Linked DNA regions of Homo sapiens: regions 2 and 3 are each linked to region 1. Evidence: chromatin loops called from intact Hi-C (ENCODE). Cell type or tissue: endothelial cell of umbilical vein. All regions are shown on one strand.

What was found. A loop is a pair of places that touch in the nucleus more often than their neighbours do. Peaks named below come from ENCODE experiments on the same cell type or tissue, not always from the same donor. Only the 100,000 strongest peaks of a DNase experiment are listed, where the experiment ranks them.
Region 2: it touches region 1 in a loop (1.9-fold over the local background); 6 of 110 quality-filtered maps call a loop at or near these places.
Region 3: it touches region 1 in a loop (6-fold over the local background); 11 of 110 quality-filtered maps call a loop at or near these places.

The regions. Positions count from the first base shown.
Region 1 is chr12:95,620,739-95,625,738 of GRCh38, forward strand. No RefSeq gene overlaps it. Among named protein-coding and RNA genes, the nearest start is that of USP44, 72 kb to the left of the region's middle. RefSeq lists an enhancer at 2,009-2,963 and a silencer at 2,971-3,040. In endothelial cell of umbilical vein, a CTCF peak has its summit at 3,038 (motif pointing right); DNase peaks (open chromatin) are centred at 3,053 and 3,983; H3K27ac peaks cover 2,098 bases.
Region 2 is chr12:95,716,325-95,721,324 of GRCh38, forward strand. The region is part of intron 3 of NTN4 (netrin 4); the gene reads right to left. LOC105369919 (a long non-coding RNA gene) reads right to left here. Exons shown (of 3, transcript XR_001749273.2): 2 at 4,401-4,494; 3 at 1-2,371. Among named protein-coding and RNA genes, the nearest start is that of NTN4, 72 kb to the right of the region's middle. In endothelial cell of umbilical vein, no CTCF peak of the experiment used is centred here; a DNase peak (open chromatin) is centred at 1,877.
Region 3 is chr12:95,788,371-95,793,370 of GRCh38, forward strand. NTN4 (netrin 4) reads right to left here and starts at 2,394. Exons shown (of 10, transcript NM_021229.4): 1 at 1,885-2,394. The coding sequence starts at 1,939. It also overlaps the pseudogene RNU6-247P. In endothelial cell of umbilical vein, no CTCF peak of the experiment used is centred here; DNase peaks (open chromatin) are centred at 481, 2,411 and 3,121; H3K4me3 peaks cover 3,234 bases; H3K27ac peaks cover 2,842 bases.

The sequences.
Region 1 (5,000 bases):
CAGGTTGGTCTCGAACTCCTGACCTCAGGTGATCTGCCTGCCTCAGCCTCCCAAAGTGCTGGGATTACAGCCGTGAGCCACCGCTCCCGGCCACAACCTGGAATTCTTTAATATGCCTTGACATTATCCTGTTAGTCCGCAAAGTGGTAAAGATGAGCAAGTTTTATGGTACATGGAGGTTCGCCACTGGATGCCGTACACCATGCTGTCCGTAAGAAGTGATTTGGAAGTTCATGAGGAAGAGAAGCCTCAAACTTTGATTGTAACAGAACACAACAAAGTGGAATATAATTGCATGAATAAATGTATGCTGTGGTTGATTGGTAAAACATTTTTGTGTGCATTTAATATACTGGTCGTTTTTGGAAAAAATAACAACCCTGCACCATATTGATGGTCTGTCTAAAAATCGATCACATTTTAGGATCAAAGAATTCAAAATGTCTCTTTTCTAGGTATGGGGCTTTCTCTTCTGTTACCACCTGCTTTTTCTTAAGGAATTCTGCTGTATTTCCAGTTCAAGGAAGGGATATAGGCTTTATGTTTTTTTTTTTTTTTTGAGATGGGGTCTTGCTGTGTTGCCCAGGCTGGAGTGCAGTGGTCTGATCATGGCTCACTGCAGCCTTGACCTCCTGAGCTCAAGCGATCCTCCAACCTCAGCCTCCTAAGAGGCTAACTAAGGAGCACACCACCATTCCTGGGTGATTTTTATTTTTTAAATTTTTTTTGTAGAGACAGGTTGTCACTACATTGCCCACATGGGTCTCGAACTCCTGGACTCAAGTGATTCTCCTGCCCTGGCCTTCCAAAGTCCTGGGATTACAGGTGTGAGCCACCACACCTGGCCTTAGGCATCATCTTTATCTTATAACAGAGGAGAGACTATAAAAAAAACTGGGTTAGACTTGAGCAAGCTCAGCTGGGACTGTCAAGGCCTGACCTGAGGTGTTATTTAGGAAAAGAATAATCCCGACTTTTGGAAGCATATTAAAGTGATTGTCCTGAGTCTCTGAGAGCAAGATCATACCTTTGTGGATTTCGGAGGTGGTCTCCATCATGGCAGTGGTAATTCCCAGGTCAGTCGTCTTGGAAGAAACAATTCCTGGGACTGGAAATAAGGACTTGGGCAAGCCTTAGCCTAAGGACAAAAGGAGAACTCTTTCTCTGGGTCTTTTGGCATTTTGCCTGGGAGGGCTTTACTTAGCAGACATACCAGTATACTTCCAGTGGTGGGGGTGGGACAATGTTTGACGGAATAATGCAGGTTGAAATCTATGCATGGAAGGTTTCCCCGTGTTGGGACCTGGTTCTCTAGGCGCTAAGAAGAGCCACATCTTATAACAGTTAAAAATTATTCTTCATGCCAGTGGTTCAAATATTAATGCGCATGAGCCAGGAACTGTGGCTCATGCCTGTAATCCCAGCACTTTGGGAGGCCAAGGTGGGCAGATCACGAGGTCAGGAGATCGAGACCATCCTGGCTAACACGGTGAAACCCCGTTTCTACTAAAAATACAAAAAATTAGCTGGGCGTGGTGGCGCATGCCTGTAATCCCAGCTACTCAGGAGGCTGAGGCGAGAGAATGGCGTAAACCCGGGAGACAGAGCTTGCAGTGAGCCGAGATGGTGCCACTGCCCTCCAGCCTGGACGACAGAGCGAGACTCTGTCTCAAAAAAAAAAAAAAAAATTCAAAAAGAAAAACCAAAAACAAATATTAATGTGCATAAATACCACCTGGGAAGTTTGCCATCTATGCAGATATCTGACCCACTTCCAGAAATTCTAATTAAAATTTGAAGTATTTAATGGGCATGGTGGCTCACACCTGTAATCCCAGCACTTTGGGAGGCTGAGGTGGGAGGATTGCTTTGAGACCAGGAGTTTCAGACCAGCCTGGGCAACATGGTGAAGCCCTGTCTCTATAATACACGAATTAGCCAGGCGTGTTGGTGTGCACCTGTAAGTCTCAGTTACTCGGGAGGCTAGGGTAGAAGGATAGATTGAGTCTGGGAGGTTGAGGTTGCAGTGAGCCAAAATTGCGCCAGTGCGCTCCAGCCTAGGCAACAGAGTGAGACTCTGTCTCAATAACAATAATAATAATAATAATAAATAAAATTCTGAATGTGGTCCTTAATCTTATTTATAACAAACACCCTAGATAATTCTAATTCATTTAGTTCACATTTTAGAAGATAGGTGATCTTATATTGTCTCCAGTTGGTTGCTTTTGAACCTTTGTGGAAGCCTTAGGTGGTGTTCTGCTGTGATGAGTCAGTCACTAGAGGAGCCTGTTGTGGGGTTACAAAGGTGTGGCAAAAGGGAGGACGATGCCTCCTCCTATGGTCAGAGCAGTGGGAGCGGTGGTGAGCAAGCTATGTTCTGTAGAGTGGCTGTCTCACTAGGGACATTGTGAGAGGCAGTGGCCTGAGTCAGGTTCCCGGATAGGTGGTAAAGTTGAAGTCTGCAAAGGTTTTTCAGAGGAAGAAATAAGAAGAATTAATTTTGGAGTCAAGGATCCAGACAGTGTAGCATAAAAGGGCTCAAGAGCACAAAGTGGTCTCCAAAAGATGGAAAAACTACCAATTAGCCAGGCGTGGTGGTGTGCACCTGTAGTCCCAGCTGCTTGGGAGGCTGAGGTGAGAGGATCACTTGAGCCTGGGAGGTTGAGGCTGCAGTGAGCTGTCATCACGCCACTGGACTCCAGCCTGGGTGACAGAGCAAGACCCTGTCTCAAAAAACAAAGCAAGACTGCTCTTCCTCCCCACTCTATCCCCAGATGTTAAGTAGTCAGCAAAGACTAATTTCAGTTTCCCTTAAGGGTGACAATCAGGAATAGAAGATACTGCTGCTTTTGGGAACCGCTCTTATTAACTAGGGCTGCCTTGGCAGCTCCCAGGGGTGCTGTGTCTTGACAACCTTCTCCTGTTTTTGTGTTTGGTAACTACCCCACCCCAACCCCTACCCTCTACCGCCCACGCCTCCTCAAACCTCCTCAAGCAGCCCAATGACCAGACACCGCAGCGTCGCCTCTAGAGGGCGCTTGAGTCTCTACCAAATCCCTGAGTGGCCTCACCAGTTTGGGATTCCATTTACATTCCAAGAAATTCCTTTTTAAAGGTTACACAAGAGAGGCAGGCCTGTGGAGCCCTAATTGGTGTTCTTCAGTTGCCAAGCCCAGGCCTAGGTTCTTTCTCTCTCCTTGAGGTCAGGAAATCTTTTTTTTTTTTTTTTTGAGTCAGAGTCTCGCTCTTTCGCCCAGGCTGGAGTGCAATGGCCCGATCTCCGCTCACTGCAACCTCCGCCTCCCGGGTTCAAGCGATCTCCTGCCTCAGCCTCCCGAGTACCTGGGATTACAGGCGTCTGCCACCACACCTGGCTAATTTTTGTAGCTTTAGTAGAGACGGGGTTTCACCACGTTGGTCAGGTTGGTCTCGAACTCCTGAGCTCAAGTGATCCACCCACCTCGGCCTTCCAAAGTGCTGGGATTACAGACCTGAGCCACCGCACCCGACCTAGGAAATATTCTTGAATTTTCCAAAGGTACTCCCTTTCCAGTGCTCCCACCTCCTCCCTGCACCTGCAGGGTGTTGGCGGTGGAGACTCCCACCTTCTTCCATCAGGACCCATTCTCAGGAGTCTAGTGGTCTTGGTAACAGCCCTAATCTCCTTTTTCTGTGTTTTCCCTAGAAGGGTGCAGGACCCTAGAGGTTGCCTGGGCTCAGGGACTGCTGTAAGGGTGGATCTCAGAGCATCCTATGGTAGGTCTGCAAACTAAACCCTGAAAATCAGCCCCCAGAAGTCCCAGTAATGTCCATTTCTAGGCAAGAATAATTAAAAAGTTCTTTTATGTCAACCCAAAGAAAGGCAGTTTTGACCTTTTTGTCCTCGACACATTGTTTGCTCGAAGTAAGAAATGTTCACGTGGAATAGCTGCCATTAATATGGGTGACCTCAAGGTTAGTATCGCTCAGGGAATGCCTTTCATTGTTCTGTATTGTTTGTTTCCCTTTTGTGAAATTCTGTGGCCAAGGGAACTGCATAGTTCCAGGATGCGGTCCAGTAGCACATTACTAATTGCATACTTTAAAATACAGATTTATGCTGCTTCGTTGGGCCATACCAGGAGAGAAACCAGTGCAGGGGGCTATAAAGCGTCAAGGTTATAAACTTCATGGGGCTTTCAGGCAAATAAGGAATTTTTATTAATTCTTTAAATGCAAATGTCCAGTAATGTCTCCACTTGCCCCACCCCCTGCAGCGCTCCAGGTAGGAAAGAATTGCAACCTGCTAGCTGGTGGCCGAATGGAAAAAAGAGTGATTATTCATGGGGTCTCTGATGTCAAATAGTACATACAGCTGAATATAAAAGACCCTCCTTCTCCCCCACAACCTACTCCTTTGCTAAGAGCACAGGTATGAAACACAGATGCAAAATGGAGGAATCCCTCTCATTTGTCCCCCTGGCAGGACATATTTTAGAATAAAACCGGCAAGTACCTTGGCAGGCACCCAGCGTATCAGGTAAATTGTTAACTATCCGACTATTCTTTTACAAGAGCAAAATTGAGTGTGATATTAAAGCAAAGCCTCTTTATTTTAAATTATTAGTTCATAGTCTTGCTTTGGAGATCCCCAAAATGTCCATGCTAAGAACTTTGAAAAGCAGGCTTTTCTTTTTTCTTTTTGAACAATAGACATAAAATTCCAGACCTAGAGTGACAAATCAACACGTATCAGTTACTTTCATTGTCAAGGGCATTTTGGGTGTTCACACTTTATCACATTACTGGTAACCAAGTATTATTCCTGACCTGTGTGTTTGTTTATAATGTATACAGCAGAAGTTTGCTGGCTAAAGAAGGAAGCAACTGCTAATTCTGAGGAGTCAGAGACAGGGTGCTCCCATCCACCTGTGAGCATTGTCTGTAGACACAATAAATAGCACATCTTGCATGTATCTGTGCTCGATGAGGTCAGGCGCCGTATTGGTTTTACCTGT
Region 2 (5,000 bases), 96 kb after region 1:
GGAGCAAAGACAAGAATATAAAAACCCTAAAGGAATAGTCAGGGACAATCAATAAATAAACCAGAGGTATGTGTTCGAGAGGTAGGTTCAATCCAGATCACAGAACACACTAAACATTAGCTTAAAGAGGCTGAAATTTATCCTGTAAGCAATGCAGATCCATTGAAGATTTTTGAGTAAGGAAATGATGTGAAAGATATATTAAATATACTTTCTTTTCTTCTCTTTTTTTAAAAATATTATTTCTATCTCTCTCCTATCTTGCCTGTTATGTTCTTTCTTCCCTTTTTCCTTTTATGGTTTCTTCTCCAGCTTTCCCCCCAGCTCATGCCTTACAATAACCAGTGGCACCCACATGTATTTTCTGAAAATATTCAGAAGTTGAAAAGGTTGTTAATTTCTTTTTCCTGATTTTCCAGTTACATCAGCATGTTAATTCTTATGTAGTTTTTTTGCATCCTCTCCATTTTTTAATTTTACTTATTTATTTTTAATTTTTTTTAGAGACAGGGTCTTGCTTTGTTGCTCAGGCTGAAGTGTAATGGTGTGATCACAGATCACTGACACCTTGAATTCCTGGGCGGAAGTGATCCTCCCATCTGAGTCTCCCGAGTAGCTTGGACAACAGGCACATGTCACCATGCCCAGCTAATTTTTGTATTTTTTGTAAAGATAGGGTTTCACTACATTGCCCAGGCTGGTCTCCAATTCCTAGGCTCAAGTGATCCTCCCACCTCAGCCTCCTAAAGGGTTGGGATCACAGGCATGAGCCCCTATGCCTGGCCCTCTTTTCCACTTTTTAGCAACCGTTTATTGAATACTGTATGAAGCAAGATGCTGCAAAGTACTGTGAGTCCTCTTCAAAGGAGCTCAACCATCATCATAGGTTCAACTTATCAGGTTTGGTCTTGGAAGGCCTAAGGCCTATACGTAATATCACCCAACACATGGGTTCATCCTGCCACAAATCTCAGGCCTCAGGAGTCCGCAGATATTTAGAGTTACCTCGTCAAACATTCACATGTATCACAAGATAATGTTGGACAAGTCAATTCCCTCTACAGCGAGGATTTCAGAGCATTCCCTTGATCCCACATGCCAAGGATTGGGATGAACCTCCCGGGGTCTGAAAGATGCTAGCCCAGCAAATTTTTCTGCATACAGAAAAATTCAAGGAGCTGTCATTTTGAGAATTACCAAAAATAGCTGTAAATCATTACCTAGACAATTTGAAACAAGAAATCCTTCCTCAGCAATACAACTGTTGCTGTTCAAGCTTGAAAGATCATCCACTATTTGATGCTCGTGAAAAATGTGCAAGTAAAACTAGGTCTTCATTGAAAAAAAAAAAAAACAGAAAAAGGAAACTTTAGTAATAGGTTAAACATAGCTCTTGTTTGGTATACAAACATGAACTAGATAAGGAGCAGGAAAATGGGATTATGTATTTAAGGTTGAGTTGAAGAAAAGCGGTGTCTAGTTATCTAATTAAAAAATGAGTAATTTACCTTAACAGCAAAACTACAACTTCTAATGACCCAAGAGGTGAATAGAATTTTGGATATTCTATGATTTCCATAAACTTCCCTGTTATGCTAAGAATACTCTTCTCTGCCAATGTCAAAAGTTTTCACACTCGTATTTAATTGAGTTTATTTGCTACTAATATTAACGCACTTGCCAGTCATTTTTAGCACATTTATCTTACAGGAAGGGACTCATACACACATTGAACCAGTCAGTCAAGGAATTACTGGAACAGCATGCTCGTTAAGAGCTGTTTACTTTGGTGATAATATCATATATTAAAGCCAAATAGGCATGGAAGATAAAATATTATTTCCTCATATTTGAGGCAAGAGACATAAGAATTTAGGTCAGGGGGAGGTGAAATAGGGAAATTATTATCTTTTAGATTCATAACTGGAAGATACACGGGACTTGCCTAGAAAAGCTGCTTTTTCATTGTCCTTCCTTTTGGGGCAGAACGCTTTCAGTAGTCAGCAATCATGTGGTTGAGTTTGAAACTGACCAGCCAGGAGGTTGTGGGAAGCTGTTCATTGACAGCATCAAGCATATGGGATGGATGCTTACCAAGATTGTTGTAGAATATTTAAACATGGAAGATTGGCTTAAACAACTTTTAGGTTCCTTCTAGTCTTAAGGTTCTATGATTTCAAGGCCTGTTTCTCTGTATTGTAAATACTATTTGGTTGCAGAAACTACCCAAAATCCTTTTTGAGCCCCCAGATTAGGCTTAAATGACATATAGCTGGATCCTGTTGCCACTTACCAATGCAGAACATTCCTGGAATCATCTGAAAATCAAACGAGGAAGAGCTAAGAGAGTATTTCCTCTTTCCTGCAGCAACTACCCAATGTGACACAAATGGAAAAGTAAATAAATATTAATAGTCTCTGAAGACAGACTTTCATTCATCTATATTGACTATACTTAAATGAAAATAAATACGATCCTTTTTTATTTCTCTCCTTCAGCTTTCTTCTCTCTCTACTGCATGTTTCCCATTGCTTGTGACTATGGTACTCTTGGACTAAATGTTATTCTAGTTCCTCCTCCCAAATAAAGATGTACTTTATCTCCAGTGATGTACCACAGACGTTGACCATAATGGAATTACAAAAGCAGAAAATCCACCTGGTTAATGCTTTGAAGGACTTACATTAACTAAATTATTCTAGGAATGTCTGATAAAATTTGCTTCCCAATTGCTTTCCAAGAAAGAAAGGAACAACTATTGTTTGAGTCTCTTGTTGATCATGTCCTACTAAAAATTATAATGAAAGTTAATGAAAAAAAGATTTGTTTTAGAGCAAAGTACACAGAAATCTTTGAATTTCATCAGTTGAATAATTTCCTTGTGCTACTGTGTCATTATTATTTATATACATGATTTCAATTTGTTACCATGCAAATTTTAATTCCAATTGAAAATGAATATTCTCTTAGACCATCATGGGAACTTTAAAAAAATGTTTGTGAAAAGAGGATACAAACAGTGCTTATTCTATGGACCATAGAAAAATGCCCCCTTAACGACAGCTGCAGCAATTCATGGACCTCTATAGCTATGACACATAATTTAGAGAGTGAAACAATGCTATACAGCAATTGAAGACCAAATGTGAAGGCAAAAACTGATTAATTTCTAAAGAGATAGTATGCCCCTTTTAGAGAAAAGGATTAAACTTCTAAAATAATGAACTTGTTATTCATGAAAAGAAATAAATTCTAATAATGGGCTAGCCTGTTAGAACCTGCTGCTCTTATTCAGGACAAAAACATGCACAACAAATGCTACAACACAACCTTTGAATAGAAAGCATTGTGATAAAAACATGTTTTTTCATTAACGAATAAAATATGCCCTTTCCCATTAAAGGTTTGCATGTTTTAATTTAACAGAAGAAGTAGAAGTTCTATGGTGAATATCAAGCATAATAATTGAGTTTGGTGAAAAGGAGGCCTGAAACCTACTGTCAGAATGGGGCAAAATAGGTTGAAGGCTGAGTGTTTCAAACTCTTGCCCAATAATATAAGTAGTAAAAATGCAAGTAGAAATGAAAAGCTTTACTGCTTATTCTTTGTCTATACTTGAACACTTGAGGAAACCCACTCATAAAAAAGCATGGGCAATAAAATAAAGATAGGCATAGTGTAAAAACAATTATAATTAAAGAATAAAAATTAACCAGTACTTAAGGCTTCATTTCCCCCAGCTAAGCTGTAACCTGAAATTCTTTCTGTATAAATTCATTCCTTTAGCTCTAGAATGATGTTTTAGGTTCAAGACCTCCTTACAAAAATGCACTTACCCTCAGGAGGGGCAAATCCTTATATTATTAGCAAAAACATGTCAGCAGAGATTATAATCATGTTTTCAATCCTAGAACTGGGACTTCCCGGAGGAGGGAAAGGGAATGTCTTAAGGGGAGAGAGGAGCCAAAAACAAACTGTGCCTACTTCACTAATTTGCCAAGACCTTGCTCTGATGGACAGACCTGAAAAAACCATGAATGGAGCCAATGCAAATTCCCTAAGAAAACGGCATTTAGTGTACAGCATGGGAATCATACATTATCCGCCTCTCTCTACTAGATTGTAAGACCTTGCAGGGAACAAACAGTGGCTTAAATGTCTTTGAATCCCTGGTAACTGACATACAATGGGTTTCCAATAAACGTGTATTTTTTTTTCATTCAGGGAATATATATATTATGAAGCCTTGAGAACTCAAGTTACCGAGCTTAGTCTCATTTTTAAAACTGCCAAGAAGGCAGGGTGATAATTATGCATTTGAAGTGGGAACGAGATAATTTCACTTGTCACATTTAGCTTTGTCCAGATTGCTTCCTATAAGGGGTATACAGGTTTATACCTGGGCAAGGCATGTTGATAAATATGTCCTCATGCGTAGTGGTCATCTCCTGGAGATCTATTGTAAGCTCAAGGAATGTGGGTCAGTTATGGACCTGATGATAAATAACAACAACAATAGTAATAGTAACTAACACTGAGTAGCTCTTACTATATACCCAGGCACCATTCTAGGCATTGTATAAATATTAACTCAATTCCTTTACACGAAAACCCCATACAGTAGGTATAACTATTATTGCCCAGTTTCACAAAGGAGAAAACAAAGGCCCAAAGAGTTTAAGTAATCGGCCCAAGGCCACAAAGCCAATAAGTGGTAAAGCTACCTGAACTCCAGCAGTCTCACTCTAGCATCCTCATCTTAACCCCTAAACTATGCCATTGTAAGACCCTTGGCAGAAGGATTTTGAGGGGTCCACTTTGGCCAAGTCTCTTCGGGATGACACTTTTATAAATAAAATTGGTGTGTCCTCCCAAAACTTGTCCTTTAAGTAAGAGCTGTCCAGGACAGAGTCGGGTTTGGACTCATGGTGAGCCACTTCATGAGTGTTCTGTGCTTGAATGGATTATCGGTTCTATTCCTCTGGAAGAAGCCAAGCAG
Region 3 (5,000 bases), 170 kb after region 1:
ACAGACTTTAATGTTTTAAAATGACTTAAAATGATAAACATTATCCACTTATTAACATTCTGAGTACATACTATAATCCTTTGATTTGCGTTTGTCATTTTAATTGTGAATACCTTAAGCAAAAATCATCTATTTTAAAGGTTAAAACAGAGGGGGAAAGAGGGAAAAGGAAATCAACCCTTAAATTCTGGCTAATTGAATGTTTCTGCTGCTTAAGAAGCAGTACCTCTGAACTGTTGTCATAGTAAGGATTGGAGGAGGCCAAATGACAGCTTAGGCTGCAACAGAGACATTTCACACACTGACAATGGCCAACCCCACGAAGCCTTGCAACTAAAGGGCTTCCTTAGGCATTATTTTTTAAATGTCAAATTAAAGTGTGCATTATGCCTGGGTTCTGTTTGCCACTTTTCTCATTAGCTGGGGCAACAGTTGCTTGTGGCCAGAAGCACACAAACACACAATGTGCTATGACTCACCTGTAAAAAATTTCAAGGAAAATCATATACTGCCTGTACAAGTATTTTTGACTTGAAACACTTGCCTTGTGATGTTTATTTACAACCTTTCAATGGCTTGCATGTTTTTGCCATAATATGGTTTGAGAAGGAAAAGGTTTTTTTTAAAGCTCATATTTTAAGAGTGCAAGAATTAAAGTAAAATCTTAGGCCTTTAATAGGTCCCTGGGAAAAATATCCAATAATTTTAAATGCCCCTAAACTCCTAAGTCCAGAAAAGATTTGAGCCAGATAAAGAATCCATGGGGCAAAATACTTGGAGTCACTCAAGGGACTATTCAATGATACTAAGGATGCTCCTGTGACTTGGACTGGTTTGGGATGCAGACTGGAAAGCCTGGATTTTGCTGGGTGCCAGCGGCCCTCAGGGAAGAGTGGAAGCCCAAGGGAGGAGATGCGTGCTACAATGTTCTGTAGCCACCAGCGCATCCCTCTAGCCCAGGCGCCCCTTTCTGAAGCAGTCAAGATCCGCACGAGAGACTGGATGTCTGCAGACTCCCTCACATCTCTCCCCCTCACCTACAGGGCTGCGCTTACGCCTAACTGGAAACCAGGTGACCCGCAAGAGGGAGGGAGAGGAGCAGAAGGGGCTCCCGAATACAGAAACCACGAGCCAGGAGCCGGTGGCCTAGGGCAGCCCAAGAAAGCCAGGATGGGAGTGGGAGGGAGAGGGCATCTGCCGACGCCGACGCCGGTTGTCCAGTTACCGAGCCAGGGAGCAGACCCGCCTCCGACCTCCCGCAGAGTCTCTGCCAGGGTACCAATTCCCCAGGGGCGGCCAGCCAGCTCAATGCAAGCCCGGGGTGATCACCACCTATCGTCCAAGCCAGGAGTCCCACTGCGTTCCAGTCACTGCTCCGGGGAGAGGGCGCTCAGCCCTGCCCCAGGTGTCCTTACCTGGTTCTCTAGTACCCAGCACCAGGTCAGGGACACCAGCGATGGGCTTCTACCAGAGACCGGCCCCAGCCCACGCGCGCCCAGGGTCGCTGGGCCACCCCTCCTCATCATTCCTTAGGCCATGAAGTGCCGGGGGATGGCGAGCTGGGTCCTTTGTTCCCTCACCAAGTGGAAAAGCAGTTTTTTAACAAGCCAAACCAAGAAAGAAACCCCGGTCGCAGTATCCCCGGCAGGGCGCACCCAGGATAGCTGGTTATCCAAGCGCATGTGTATCCCAGTTGTAAAAATAAATCAATAGTATTTGAAACTGCGGAGCCCCGGGGAAAGGAGGCGGAACATGGCCACTCATTTCACCCTCGGGAGCAGCGCTCTGCGCTCGCAGCCCTGGCTCCCCTGCACCCCCGAGTCCCGAGATGGGTTAGAGAAGCAGCGAGGGAAGGGGTGGGGGCCCCGCCGCGTCACCACCCACCTGCGGCCACCACCGTGCAGCCCCAGAGCAGCAGCAGCCGCGCGCAGCTCCCCATGGCCGGGAGGAGCCGGGAGCAGCCGGGCCGGGCGGGTGCCGGAGGGAGCCGAGACCTCTGGGCTGCGGGATGAAGCGCCGCCGTCCTCGGGAGGGAACGGGGCCCTGGTTTCTTCCTCCTCCTGGGGCGCCGGGCTCGGTCAGCGGTCGCCGGCAGCTGGGAGCCAGGGGCCGGGACCGCGCGGGGAGGTGGGGTGACCCTCGCGCACCGGCCTGGCGGGTCCCGGGCACCTGGGGGGCGGCGGGAGCCCCGGGACCATAGCCGGCCTGGCTGCGCTGCCCCGCGGAGCGGCCCTGCGGGCTCGTCTGCCGCTAGCCCGGGGCTCGGCGCCCGCAGCCGCCGCTGAACTTTGCGAGACCTTTCACTTCCCGGCCGCCGCCGCCGCCTCCTCCTGGGCGTCCTCCTCCGCTTTTCCCACCTCTTCTGGCTGCCCCGGCTCCGTCCCGTCCTTCTCCACGGGCAGTTCCATGCGATGCATTTTTATTGCACCGACGCCGCGGCGCTCCGGTGCCAGCCCTCCTCCCCTCGCACCTCCACCCCTTCCTCCCGCCCGCCCCCCGCGCTTGACAGCCCGGGCGGCGCAGCCCGCGGGATCGGATCGCCGCTGCCGCTGCCGCCCGGGGGGGGGGTCCCCCGCGCCCCGACCGACGCCCCCGACGCCCGGCTGCCCGCTGGTCCCGGTCGCCTCAGCCTGGCCCCCGGCTGCCCTGGCGCCCCTCCTGGCCCGCGCCCTGCATCTCCCTAGTGACCCCCCTGGTGCCCTGCAGCACCCACAGGCCTCCCCTGGGAAGCAATCTCCCACCTTCTCCCGGAACATTCCTAAGAGCAGTAGACTCCCTCTAGATCAGGTCAGGGCATGCCAAGGGGCTTAAAAAACCGCGAAACAGGCTAGCGCCTACTTCCCACATCCCCCAGCGAAACAAGCCCTCCCTCCTCCTCCAGCCACCCCCTCTCGGGGAGTCCCACGACCCGGGGACGGAACACCCCAACCCAGCCCCGCGTCACCCGCACTGAGAGCGCGCCAACTGCTAAGCGGCGTTCGCCGCTTCTCTGCTGCCTTTTGCGGGGGTAGGGGGATGTCTCGGCTAAACAATCGCTGCCTACATGATCCGAAGGTGTGCCCACTTTGGTGTAAGAGGTATTGCCTAACTCAAACTCAAGGTGCTGAAAGAAAAGGGTCACAGGATTAGCTAGTCGGCAGTGTAAGAACATCGTTGTCCAGAGGCAGGGCAAGGGCACGACAAAGGGAACTCTTCGGTCCTTCCAAGCGTTCTCCCTTTATAGAGTATGCCGTGCTGTGAAACAGTGTTAGGAACTAACTTATGGGGAGCAATTTAGTAGCAACCACACGCAGCTAATTGCAGATAGGATTGCTCAGGGCTGGTGCTTCTGGAAAGAGATTAAATAGCAGCCGAGTCTGAGATTTTTGCAAGTTCTGTGAAAATATAATTCTACTTACACATCCAGGGAAACTGGCAAAAGTTAAGTCGACAGCAATTTTGTATTGCAGTGCTCATTTTGTTCCTTTGAATATTTTCCAGAAAATTAACTACGTTCCAGATACCATTTAGTCGTTGTGTCTGTTACAGATGAGGATAATTCAGAGCTTTGGGATACATGTAGATATTATTTACAATGACCCAGCCAGGAACATATAAGAAGTTTATATCTCCCAGGGGGATCTGGGTTGAGGTCAGCATAATCCATTTGGGCGACATTAAAATTATTCTTCTGGCCAACAGAGGAAAGTAGCAGAAGGTGTGGACAGCAATTCATGTAGCATCACCTGCTTTAGAAAATAAACGCTTTGAGTTCCCAAATACTGGCAATGGTGGGGCTTTCTTCATATCTCCTAATGGAGCCATTGAAACACCTCTCCAATTAATCTTTTTACCAAATAAATGATAGGAAACTATAACAGCCAAAGGTTCTTAGCATAAATGTTAACTTAATAGCCAAGGCAAATTAAACAAAGGGGTGGATGCACATTTATTATTAACTTCTGAGTCTAGTATATTTAGGCAGAACTAATCCATTTCTGTTTTTTAATTAACAAATAAACTTGTATGTATTTATCATGTACAACATGATGTTTTGAAATATGTATACAGCGTGGAATGACTAAATCTAGCCAATGAACATATGCATTTTTGCATATTAACATGCATTTAAGAATACACTCACTGTCTTAGCATTTTTCAAGAGTACAATATATTGCTAAAAATATAGAATGCTTCACAAATTTGTATGCCATTCTCATGCAGAGGCCATGCTAATCTTCTCTGTATTGTTCCAATTTTAGCATATGTGCTGCCAAAGCAATCACAGAACTACTCCATATCTCATTACAAATTTCAAAGCCATTTACTGTCTGCACGAATCCTGCATTGATAATATATTTCTTTGCTGAATAACTGGCTCTTATTTCCTTTAACAAGACAGAAAGCTCTCTAATGGTAGAACAGTCTTTAATATTCAGTTTATACAAAACATTACTATGTTTTTCTGATATTTTTCCTTATTCTTAGCCAAGAACACCTACAATAAGTGTTCATTACATGTTTTTGACTGAGTTGTGTTAAAACTATTGTTATATACTAAGGGGCTAAGGAGACTAAGGACTAAGGAGAAAACCAGTTATATCACAATGATTTCCCATATTCAAAAGGAATCTGCACATTCGACACCAATACTATCTATATGAAAAGCTCAGGAGAGAAAAATAGTCAGCATTCTAATAAACATCATTTGCTTATATAGTCCAGTTTAGTTACAAAGGATATTTTCATTTTGAAGAAGCTATCCAAGAAAAGGTTACCTACATAAGAAAAATCTTGGATAAGTATATTATTGCCTATGATTTTGTTTTTGAAAACATCAGTCATGGATTCAGAATATTTTGTAATTTTATGAATTAGTAGGAAGCTTAGCAAACTTACAGAATTTCAATAACAATTCCCAGAAACCACAAAATTGATAAGTTAAATCTAGAATATTCCTGAGAACTTGAAAGGAAGTTAAAAGGGTCTTTAAAAAGTAAAATAAATGGCATAGCCAGGCG